Linked DNA regions of Homo sapiens: region 2 is linked to region 1. Evidence: read pairs that join two places in POLR2A ChIA-PET (ENCODE). Cell type or tissue: HepG2. All regions are shown on one strand. Each heading gives the region's core, and the rest is flanking DNA. Links, peaks and the distances in the headings are about the cores only. Region 1 overlaps LOC105373456 (a long non-coding RNA gene). Region 2 overlaps LOC105373456 (a long non-coding RNA gene).

Region 1 (5,386 bases), core at 99-5,098:
TCTTTTTTTTTTTTGAGACGGAGTCTCGCTCTGTCGCCCAGGCTGGAGTGCAGTGGCGGGATCTCGGCTCACTGCAAGCTCCGCCTCCCGGGTTCACGCCATTCTCCTGCCTCAGCCTCCCGAGTAGCTGGGACTACAGGCGTGAGCCACCGCGCCTGGCCGATTGCCATTCTTTCTTTAGCACCTTGCCCACAATGGGCCTCTCCTTCTTCAAAGATAGTGCTCCTTTGCTATCCAACCATAGTTTGCTTAGTATGCCATAGAGTCTAACTGGATTCCAAGAGGCTTGTACAATGAGTTTATGCATACTTCTTGTATCTTTTCAAAGAAATAATCATTATGCACATCTGGCTCTGGCCCAAGGTCTTTGAAGCTAGGTGCCTTTTTTGGCATCCTCTCTTACTGTCATTACCATTTTATTTCTCCTAGCGGCCCTTATTTATACATTGTGGTTTGGAGTTATAGGTGTTCCATAGACTCATCAAAATAGCATACCTGTTTCTGTTTTATGTTCTCCTCGTTTGCTTCAGTCCATTTTATAGAGGAAAAAGAAAAAGAGTTATGTTAACTTTTTCGTCTAAAAACTGGAAGAGCAAGTGGCTTATGCCTGTAATCCTAGGACTTTGGGAGGCTGAGGAAGATGCTCTTGAGCCCAGGAGTTCAGGACCAGCCTGGACAACATGGTGAAACCCTATCTCTACAAAATAATAATAATAATAATAATAATACAAAAATTAGCTAGGCATGGTGGCATGTGCCTGTCGTCCCAGCTACTTGGGAGGCTGAGGTGGGAGGATTGTTTGAGCCCGGAAGGTTGAGGCTGTAGTAAGCCATGATCACGCTACTACACTCCAGCCTGGGTGAGAGAGCATGATCTAAAAAAAAGTAACAAAATAGATAAAATAAAAAATAATAAAAACTGGAAGAAGCCTCCTAAGTAATGATGCTGTGGCCACGAGGAGCTGAGTACCATCATGTGTGGTGGCCCATTTACTAAGAGTGATACCAACTTCAGGGCCTTGACTCAAGGTCATGTCCTCCAACTCCTAAAAAATATTAGATGGAGATAAACATTATAGTGATGAGCTCTTCGAACTGTGTCTCTCACTCAAGGCAATTCTTATCCATTATCCTTTATTCAGGAACCACGTGTATAAGTTGAGTACAAATTATCAGGCTATAGTCATTTGAAAATGTTAGTCTACTTGTATGTCCCTTGAAGATGATCAGCCAAGTCGCAAGGTAAACGAGCAACACTCTAATAGTCTGGCCTTTTTTGTTTGTTTCTTTATGCATATTTATTGTTTTGATGTAATCTTTGTTGGTTATTTAGAGCAGATATGATCACCATACCCCAAGTATTCTGAAACACGTGAGTCTCTCCCATGGACATTTGTTCTATTTCATTGCATTGACTAGGGACTACCTAGGGACAGGGTTGAAGGTTGTGGTTATGTAAACTCAGATCCTTCATCATGTATATTCCATCTGAAGACAGCAATTAGACACATAACTAAAATACAAAGAAAGTACCTAATCACTAACTTGTAGAGTTATGTGGTTTAAATAAGAAAATTCCCTGGTAGGTAGAAAACTGCTAATATTAGCTGTTTTATTGATATTATTTTCTATCATCATCACCATCATCATCAGTGCAAGGAGGTAGTAACATAATTCTATGAATTGACAGAGGTGGAAGAATTTGATTTGCTGCTAGATTGATTCCATGGATATTGACAATGACCGCAAATATGGTCCTTGGATAAAGGATAGATAAAGGATAGGTCCTTGGAGAAAGGAAAATCATTAGTGGGCACACAGGGAGAACTGAAAGTGGAGAAGCAGGGATGTTTATTGCGCTGCTTTGTCAGGGTGCATTGTGGCAAAAAAAATCAAAACAAAACAAAACAAAAAACCTGTTTCAGTATTGGGGCCTATGCATTGACCTTTTGGTTCTGTCTTATTCTCTCTAATTAGCTCACTTCAACTTGGTGTGTTTTCTTTAGCATTGCATTTGGCATCAGCCTGGTCCCAGTATAACAATTTTGAGAGGATGAGAGACATGGATGGAAATAACCCCTCTAAAGTTACTATGACCTTCTCCCATAATGTATTGTAATGTGGTGGTAATGATAGGCACACTAGCTTCTGTACTTGAAGTTAAAAGAAAATTCAGTTCTGTTTTCTTTTCACCATCCACAAACTGTTATTTGTAATAACAGAGGGAAGAGTTTTCTATAGCTAGCCTGTCAGTGGTTCCAAACTGGAAATAACATCCAACCACTAACTGCTGTTTAATTTTTTTTTCTTTTTACTTTATTTCATGTGTAGCTATGTTTGCACAGCAGGGCGGCAAACATCTGAGGAAATGTCACTTGGAATAGCAAATAAGCTAGCAATGCCATTGTCTCTGCCTAAGGTTTTACCTTTGGTGTGTGTAGTTCTTATTTACTTTGGTGGGTTAATAGCCCCAGTTCACCAGAAAGACTTAATTTAAATAAAATGAAACCTGCGGGAAGATGAAAGGTGGCAAATGGCACTACTTGCCAAAATGTCAATTTCATGCTTGTGGTACTTTATTTCTCTAGAATGGGAAGCATTTCTAAGAGAAACCCATCACCAAGAGCATTGTTGGCTGCTGAATGACTGAGGGCAGAAGAAGGGAGTCCTGGTGAGAATTCAGCACAGGGCGGGGCCTGCAGAAGCCTAGATGCTCAGTGTATAATCTTTATATGTAACTAAACCCCAGACAGACTTCTTGTGTTTCTGAGGGATGCTCCTGTTTTCTCTCAGGGATTTCTATTTTGGGAGGTTGGCACAAAGAGACGTCAGTGGATGTTGGCAGAAACCATGTTTCTCTCCAGCTGCTCCAATGGAAATCAACATGTTACCGTGAGTCATATTTTTTCCTTTGCCAGTAGGGTTTTATACACCATCATCCCTACTCCAAGACATGCCTAGTGACCAGGAGCAGGAGGAATTCTTGGACCTCTGGGAGTTCATGGCCCTCTCCTTAAAGGAAGGGCCCAAACTCAAAGAAAAAGCTAGAGGTTAAGACAGAATCATACTACTTCCCTCCATAAAGTTGATAGTTTTCTCGTATCAGGGGCAGGATAGGGGCACAGATAATGGTATAGGGGTTCTTTTCTGGCACCTTGTGTCATATTATTTGCCCTTTTCCTCTCCAGCTAACTCCTTGTACCAGAGAGAAAAGCAAAGCATTTAAATTTATGAGTACTGATATAGTTCCAAGTCAGCATTTTAACTACTTTGCGTTTCAGTTTACACATCTGTAATACGTGAATAGTAACCACTTCCTCAGAATTGTTGAGAAGATGAAATTAGATAATTGAGTTTAGTGCATGTAAAATGTTCCCAGCAAAGTTCTGCTGGAGGTAAGCCTTTTTAGATCCAAGATTTTCAACCTAAGATTTACCTCCAGAAGTATTTTGCTGGGAAAATTTTACATGCACCAAACTCAACTGCTGTATTCATGATAGTAATATTTTTTCTTTTGTATAATACCTTTCTTCAAAGATACAACTAAGTATATAACAAAAATTCAACTCAGATATATTTCGTTACCCATCTTTCTTTATGCAAGCATGTACTTTCTTCCTATGATTTACTAGGCATAGGCATAGGCATAATGACATTTCAGAATTATGCTCGTTACCATGATGGCAACAAGGCTGGATGATGTAGCATTTAATCAGGCATAGTTCTGGCCTTTTAAACAGCTCACAGTCTGATAATATAATTTAATAAAACTATGTGTAATTCAAAATAAACTAGCCAGAGTAGGGTGGAGGGGAGTGGTGAAGTAGGATCAAATAGAGTTTTTGAAGGAGCTAGTCTTTTGGATGGGCCTTGAATTACTTGGGGGCAATACATGTAAATATGTAGATATAGGAAGGAGCATGGAGATTTTGGGGAGTAGGTAAGTGGCTGGATACACAGGGCATTTATTCTTTAGGTCTCTATTGAATTTTAGTGAGCATTCTCAATGAATGAGATCCATGAATTGAGACTCAATCAGAATTTTGAAATAGAAGGAATCAGTGAAAATGCCAAATCTCTAGTAGTCATTCTGAGTTACTTTACCAATCACCAGTGCTTGACTTAGACCAAAGGACACAGGTTAGCCTATGTCCCAGATAAGGAGGTTTTGCTAACCTTACGCAAGTTTATTAGATACGATTTAAGTGGGTAGACCTGGAGATCCACAGTACACATTTTAAACCATTTCACTGATATTCAGAAGGTGATTTAGACAGGTTTGAAAGAGTTATCAAAAGAAATCAGATCAATCCTGCCTATCCTAGAAGTACTTAGAAACCCGAAGAAAGGAGCTAAGATGACAGTTCTTTTCTGAAAAATGCAGAGAGAGGCTATGCATTCTTTGGTGATGTGCTCCAGAAAAATGTTAACAAAAGGATGGTTTTTACTCTTAAACCATCAACTGATTTTGGCCTGCAAAGCACCAGATGGCTTGCATTACTTGTAATGTGCTTTGGTGTGTCTCTGATGATAAATATGAAGGGTCCTTTAAGATATACAGAAATATTAAGCAACTAAACATGCTTTTTCCCCTCCCTTTGAAAATTTAAGGAGTTGAAAGAAACATAAAGGCCTTTTAAACACAGGAAAAGTTATGTATGGTTAGATCAATTTTGCTCCCACTACAATAAGCCAATGAGGACCTCTCCTTAGGGGAAAGAATAATTAAGTTTGAGCTCCAAAGGTCAGAACTCTAGCCTGGCATAAGAAAACAAAACCGAAATCACTTTTCACAATTCAGCCTCAGTTCTCGGTTTGTGCCTCAATGGTATCTCACAGTTTTGTTTGTTTTGTTTTGTTTTTCACCAAAAGTCATCATGTAGCAAGACAGGTTTTTGTTTTGTTTTGTTTTGTTTTTTTCTTGCTGTAAGCCAAGCATATTCTTATCACCAATTCTTCCCTTACTTATTCTGGGTGCAAAGCCTTTCATAGCCACTCTAGTTAATATTGATGTCTACTCCCTCTGACCTCCTAATTCCAAGTCTCCCCCATTACCCAACCACCCTACTTATGAGCTGAAACCCAATGCACAGAGCTTCTGGGGTGGGTGGTCTTTAAGTACAATCTAATCTCATAACCAGTGATATATGTGCCCTGTAAATACCTTATTTAATTGATGCTGTCTTCCCTTAACACGAAGCAGAGAGCCTGGTAAAAAGTGAGAGCCCTGCAATATTTTCTGTTTGGTCACTGTGGCCAATGGGCTACACTTAGAAACCACCGCTTTGTTCAACTGAACCAGATAGCATATGACAAAGAGTTTTCCAGCATACTCTCCTAACTTGACCTGCCTCATAATTGTATTGTTGATACAAAAAATTTAAAG
Region 2 (5,386 bases), core at 301-5,300, 58 kb before region 1:
TCTGAATAAAATTTATTTATATCATTTATTGTGAGATGCTGTTTTTCTTCTCATTTCCCACTATTTTTCCAATAATTTTATGGAACTTTTATTACTGGAGGGATATATTAAGATGCCTTTAGCATTGTGAACCTTGGATTCTTGCTTAGGCAAGGCCAATCTCTAACACATACAAAACCATGTCACCTGCTAGAGTTTGATATTGTATGTTTACATATGTGTGTGTATGTAAGTGTGTGTGTGTGTGTGTGTCTCTTTATAAAAGTCACTAATGGCTTTTCAATGGGTGAATAACTTCAGCTATAAATATTTCATTCATAAGATTACTCATGTGATACAGAAGACATGTGGTCTTGTAGCAAACTTTTAGCCAACTGAGTCCAGATCAAAGTAAATTAAAGAAACTGCTACCTATTTAGGAGTTTTAATGGTCAGCTAGGAATTTCCACTCTGTTACCACCTAACAAACTGAGATTTCACTTATGTGAAGTGACAGGAATTTCAGGGTTTTATCCCACTTAGGAGATCTTGCCAAGATTGTCTATGTCCCCTGGGCTCGAGACCAAAATACATAATTAATTCTTTTCCTAGGCCTGTGGGAGTACACACGACTTGTCATAAAACAAGCTACTGGCATTCTTACACTTTCAGGGTACTTGTTTCACTAGGAAGACTGAAGAAGAAGCTATTAGTAGAACTATGTTGATCTTCTTTCAGAGGAGGGAAAATTGAGCCTCAGGGTGAAAAGGAGAAGGTTCAGAAAGAATAGCTGATATGTCTGCGATAATTATGTTTACATGGGTAAGAGGTGTCAAAGTGACATTACTCATGAGACTGATTTGAACAGAATGTTGCAAATCACTTTCAAGATTTTTTTTGGACTTCCTCATATTTTTGGAGGTTGGAGTCAGGATTACTGGCTTTGGTAATTAATCCTTCCCAGCCTGCATTCTTTGCTACTGAGCATAGGAGTGATTCAGGGGCCCAACCTGCTAAATCAAGATAATGTTTGACCTCTGGAAGCAGAAGCCTCTTCCTCACTTAACCGGAGAAACTAAATCTAGGAGTACAATTGGCAAAATCAGCAGAGTTCATATTTGAAGAACTAGAGAGGGAATTTAGAATATCTATTTTGGGCATTTGAGGGTATTTTGAGAGTATAATATAAAAAGTTATAAACTTGGAGGAGAAAGTTGGGCTGTTGTGTGTGAGTACTGACACAAAGTCCTTAAAGAACTGTCATATTTTCTAGGAATCATTTATTTCAACATAAGCTTATTAAAGTCGATCTTTCATGGCTGCTGTGTTTGAATGTTTATTTGCCAAGTAAGGCATTATGTTAATATCACAGCTATGTATAAAGAAATTCCATTGGTTTGGTTTGGCCAGAGCCAAAATATTTGTGAGATTAATTTGCCCAAGAGACTATCATTATCATTGTGTTACTTTGCAATTAGTTATAAGGCCTTTAGACAACCCTTCTGCCTCTAGCAGGATGATGTAGATAAAAATGATGACTTTGGTTTTTGTCAACAAGTGGGAATAGGATAACTTTTCTTTTATGAAACCAATTAAGTTTTATAAAATGTAGAAGGCCAGAGTGGGCCCTTTTTCAAGAGTTAGGATCAAAGGGACAGTGTTCTTTAACACCATGGGCACTGACACTTTGCACAGAATAAAGTCATCCCTTGGTATCCATGGGGATTTAGTTCCAGGATTCTTGTGGATACCAAAATCTGTGGATGCTCAAGTCCCTGACATGAAATGGCATCATATTTGCTATAACCTATGCACATCCTCCTATATTCTTTCAGTCATCTCTAAGTTACTTATAATACCTAAATACAATGACATACTATGTAAATAGTATAGTTGTTATACTGCATTTAGGGAATAATGATAAGAAAAAAATCTGTACCTCTTCAGTAAAGATGCTTGCATCCTTTCATTTTTTTCAAATATTTTTGACTTGAGGTCAGTTGAATCTATGATGTGGAACTCACTGATACAGAGGGCCAACTGTATATACTTTAAAAAATATTCGAGTGAGTAAATGAAATTAAATGGTGATTTTCTGTTGTGTTAAAAAGTAATTTTGTTAGTCATTCAAACAGCGTAAACTTGAGATTTTTGAGACTAGAGAGAAGGAACATTTTGATCAAGTTTGTCATTGTATTTTTGTGACTCCACAAATATTAAAGCTTTCCTATTTATTTGAGTTTAAAGATCAGTCTGAGGTGGGATGAGCCCAGAGGGGAAGAAACATCTTCTGTTTTGAAAAACAAACAATGCATTAGCTATTTTCCCTGTTCACTGCCACCCCACATCTGGCCTCACAGGGCAATCTGAGCTTCCTCTTATCATGGCCCTTATCACTCTGCCCTGTAATCATTGGGTTACTTTGGCTGTACTTCTAGATTGTGCATGCCTTGAGAGCAAGGCTTAACTGTATCACCTGGCTCTGTATTCCCAGAGTCCACTTAGTGCCTGGAACATACTAGGAGCTCAAAAATAGAAGACTGTATGAAAGATTAAATAACAGAATTCTCGAAGTGCTTTTGAACTATGGCGTCCCTTCGGTCCTTGTGTGTGTGGTGTGTATCTCACCCAAGATGTTACCTCATCTAATTGTGTTTTTTCTTTATTATGTCTGGTTTAAATTTAATTTGACATTGACACACACATGCACACACACAAACTTGTACCACATATACACATACCACAGCAGGTACGCACAGCATATATACTGCCTGATTTTTAGGCTTTAAAAGCAAAACTCACAATTTCCAGACTCTTCCTTATCAGCAGTCAAACCTTTCTGGTATCAGACACCTGAACTCTCTGTCAGTGAAGTTGTAACCTGCAGGCCATCTTTAGACTTTTGTTTTTTAAGATTCAGCTTGAGAACATAAACATTGTTCCTTAGTCTCAAATTCTTCACTGAATTACACCTTCTTTCTATGGCAGTTTCATTCTTGGGCAACTCTCAGGAGCTTTGTCTTTAAAGCCTATGGGTTTTGGAGACTCAGAGAAGGTCAGTAACACTCAACGGTCAAGACCAAAACAGTTTTCCTTTAGGGAAACTTTAGTGTTTGCTCATTTTGATGTCAAAAGCCCTGGCTACAGAGGGGGAAAATGCAAGATGGTTTTTCTTCCTTCTGTGCTATAGCACAGCATGCACTTTACAGGGAGGATTTGCAAGTTGTTTAAGGTCTAAAATATTTGCTCCCTGCCTTTCTAGTACACGTGTTTGAGGCTGAGAATCTTATCAGCAGATAAGGGCAGAGAGGCTGCCATCCCACATTCCACAGACTCACTTCCAGATGGTTTGGAGACTAAGGGGTGAAAAACTCAAACTCTTCAATCAAGCCAAACAACCCACACCTTTATTGCCCCATTTGTTCAGCAGCCTGTCAGGGGGCTCCTAACATCTCAGAATCAGCCATGAGGGCAGCTGTTTAATTAACTCTTCAAGGCACATTTTGGTGGGGGCAATTCATTTTTTATGAAAAACAAATTGAGAGCTCCAAGGCTTTTTGTTCTTCCTCCCCCCCCACCCTCCCCGCTTTAGTGGTTACTGTTATCTGGAGCTTCTGGCTCAGTCCAAATAGCAACAATGATTTCTTTTTTTTAAAGCCATCTGATCTTTTGTTATTTTTTTTTCTTTTCTTTTTGTTTTCCTAAATCAGTCTGGCTATCTGACTTGAACATGGAGAGATTTCTTTTCCTTGGTGCCAGGAAATGATGGTATTTTTCTGGACTGTTTTGTGTTTTAGTTGTAAAAATACCAAAATTGCAATATTAACTGCTTATAACAGACACAAGCTTTCACATTGCTTTTTCCCAGGTTAAAATTTGGTTGTGAATCATTTTTGGTCTACTTAATTCTAATATAGATTTCTTTGAGAACTTACTGCAAGATACCTCTATGTGCAGTACTAAGGAACATACAGAAAGAGAAAAGAAGGTCCCTGGTCTTGAGAAATGTACGCTCCTACTTTCTGAGAAAATATATAACCACATTTTTATTATTTTAAATTTGTTTGAAAATATTTTTTATTTAAAGAAGAGTGCAAAGATACTACACAATGCTCCCATATACACTTCTCCTGGCTTCCTCTGATATTAACATATAATATAGTTATACAACCATGATATCAATACAAATAAATTAGTATCAACACAGTACAACTAACTAAACTATAAGCTTACAGACTTTAACCAGTGCTATGGTCTGAATGTTCATGTCCCTTCAAAATTCATGTTTTGAAACCCAACCCCTAAGGTGACAGTATTAAGAGGTGGGGGCTTTGGAGGTGACTAGGTCAGGATGGCTCTTCCCTCACAGATGGGATTAGTGTCATTCTGAAAGAAGCCTGAGGGAGCTGCCAACCCCTGATGTTCTTTTGCCATGTGAGGACACATAGAAGGTGCCATCTATGGGGTACAGCCCTCACAAGACACCAAATCTGCTGGCACCTTGATCTTGAACTTCCCAGCCTTCAGAACTGTAAGTGATCAATTTATGCTATTTATAAATCACCCAGTCTATGGCGTCTTGCTATAGCAGCCCAAACGGACTAAGACACCAAGTTTTTCCGCAAATATCCATTTTCTGTTCCAGGACCCAATCAGGATCCCACATTGCATTAAGGCATCATATCTCCTTCATCCCCTCCAATCTGTAACTGTTTCTTGCTCCCTTCTTGTCATCCGTGACCTTGGCCTGTTTAAAGGGGAGCAGTCAGGTGTTTTGTAGAATGCCTCTTTGTAGTTGTCCTTTCAGTGCCTATTGTGAATCAGCCTCTTTCAGAATGCTGTCTGAACACAAAGTGCAAAGACTTAGAATTATATGGATTTAGAGTAAAAGCTAAAGTATCACCTCATTTTTAAAAGGTAGAAAATGAGATCCAGAGAATTAAAAAAAAAAAAAAAAAGACTTGCCCAGAGTGGGACAGTTGACTTGAGCTAGAATTAGAATTCAGGCCTTCTGACTTTCAAGGCAGTGTTGGAATTATGTCCCTTTCCTATTTCTGGTCCATAGTAATTTAATTCTGAGGAGAGTCTGACCTTCAGAGTGTGCTCCTATGATGCCCAGAGACAGGCCCCTTGTGCTTCCTGGAGCCCACAGCACGGAGTCCCTGTTGCAAGCACTTATGGAACTGAATTAAATTCTACTTCAGAGAATCAAAATGCTGGGAATGGCTAAAGAGGGTTCTTTTAGATAAGAGCTAACACTGCTGAGAGAGTTAAGAACTGAAGGTCTGAGTGAGGTCAAGAAACATATGGCCATATTGCCTGGAGCAACCTAAAATGGCACTGGCAGGGCCATAGCTTTTGGGCAAGAGGCCTCGGACAGCTTCTTGAGCAGTGGGCAATGCTTCCC

Evidence for each region. ChIA-PET counts read pairs that join two places held together with the same protein. Peaks named below come from ENCODE experiments on the same cell type or tissue, not always from the same donor. Only the 100,000 strongest peaks of a DNase experiment are listed, where the experiment ranks them.
Region 2: POLR2A ChIA-PET joins it to region 1 with 6 read pairs; 2 of 35 experiments call an interaction of 5 or more read pairs at or near these places.

Annotation. Positions count from the first base shown.
Region 1 is chr2:18,887,347-18,892,732 of GRCh38, forward strand. All of the region lies in intron 4 of LOC105373456 (a long non-coding RNA gene), which reads left to right. Among named protein-coding and RNA genes, the nearest start is that of LINC01376, 140 kb to the right of the region's middle. In HepG2, for the core only: no CTCF peak of the experiment used is centred there; a DNase peak (open chromatin) is centred at 2,415.
Region 2 is chr2:18,828,804-18,834,189 of GRCh38, forward strand. All of the region lies in intron 4 of LOC105373456 (a long non-coding RNA gene), which reads left to right. Among named protein-coding and RNA genes, the nearest start is that of LINC01376, 200 kb to the right of the region's middle. In HepG2, for the core only: no CTCF peak of the experiment used is centred there; a DNase peak (open chromatin) is centred at 2,348.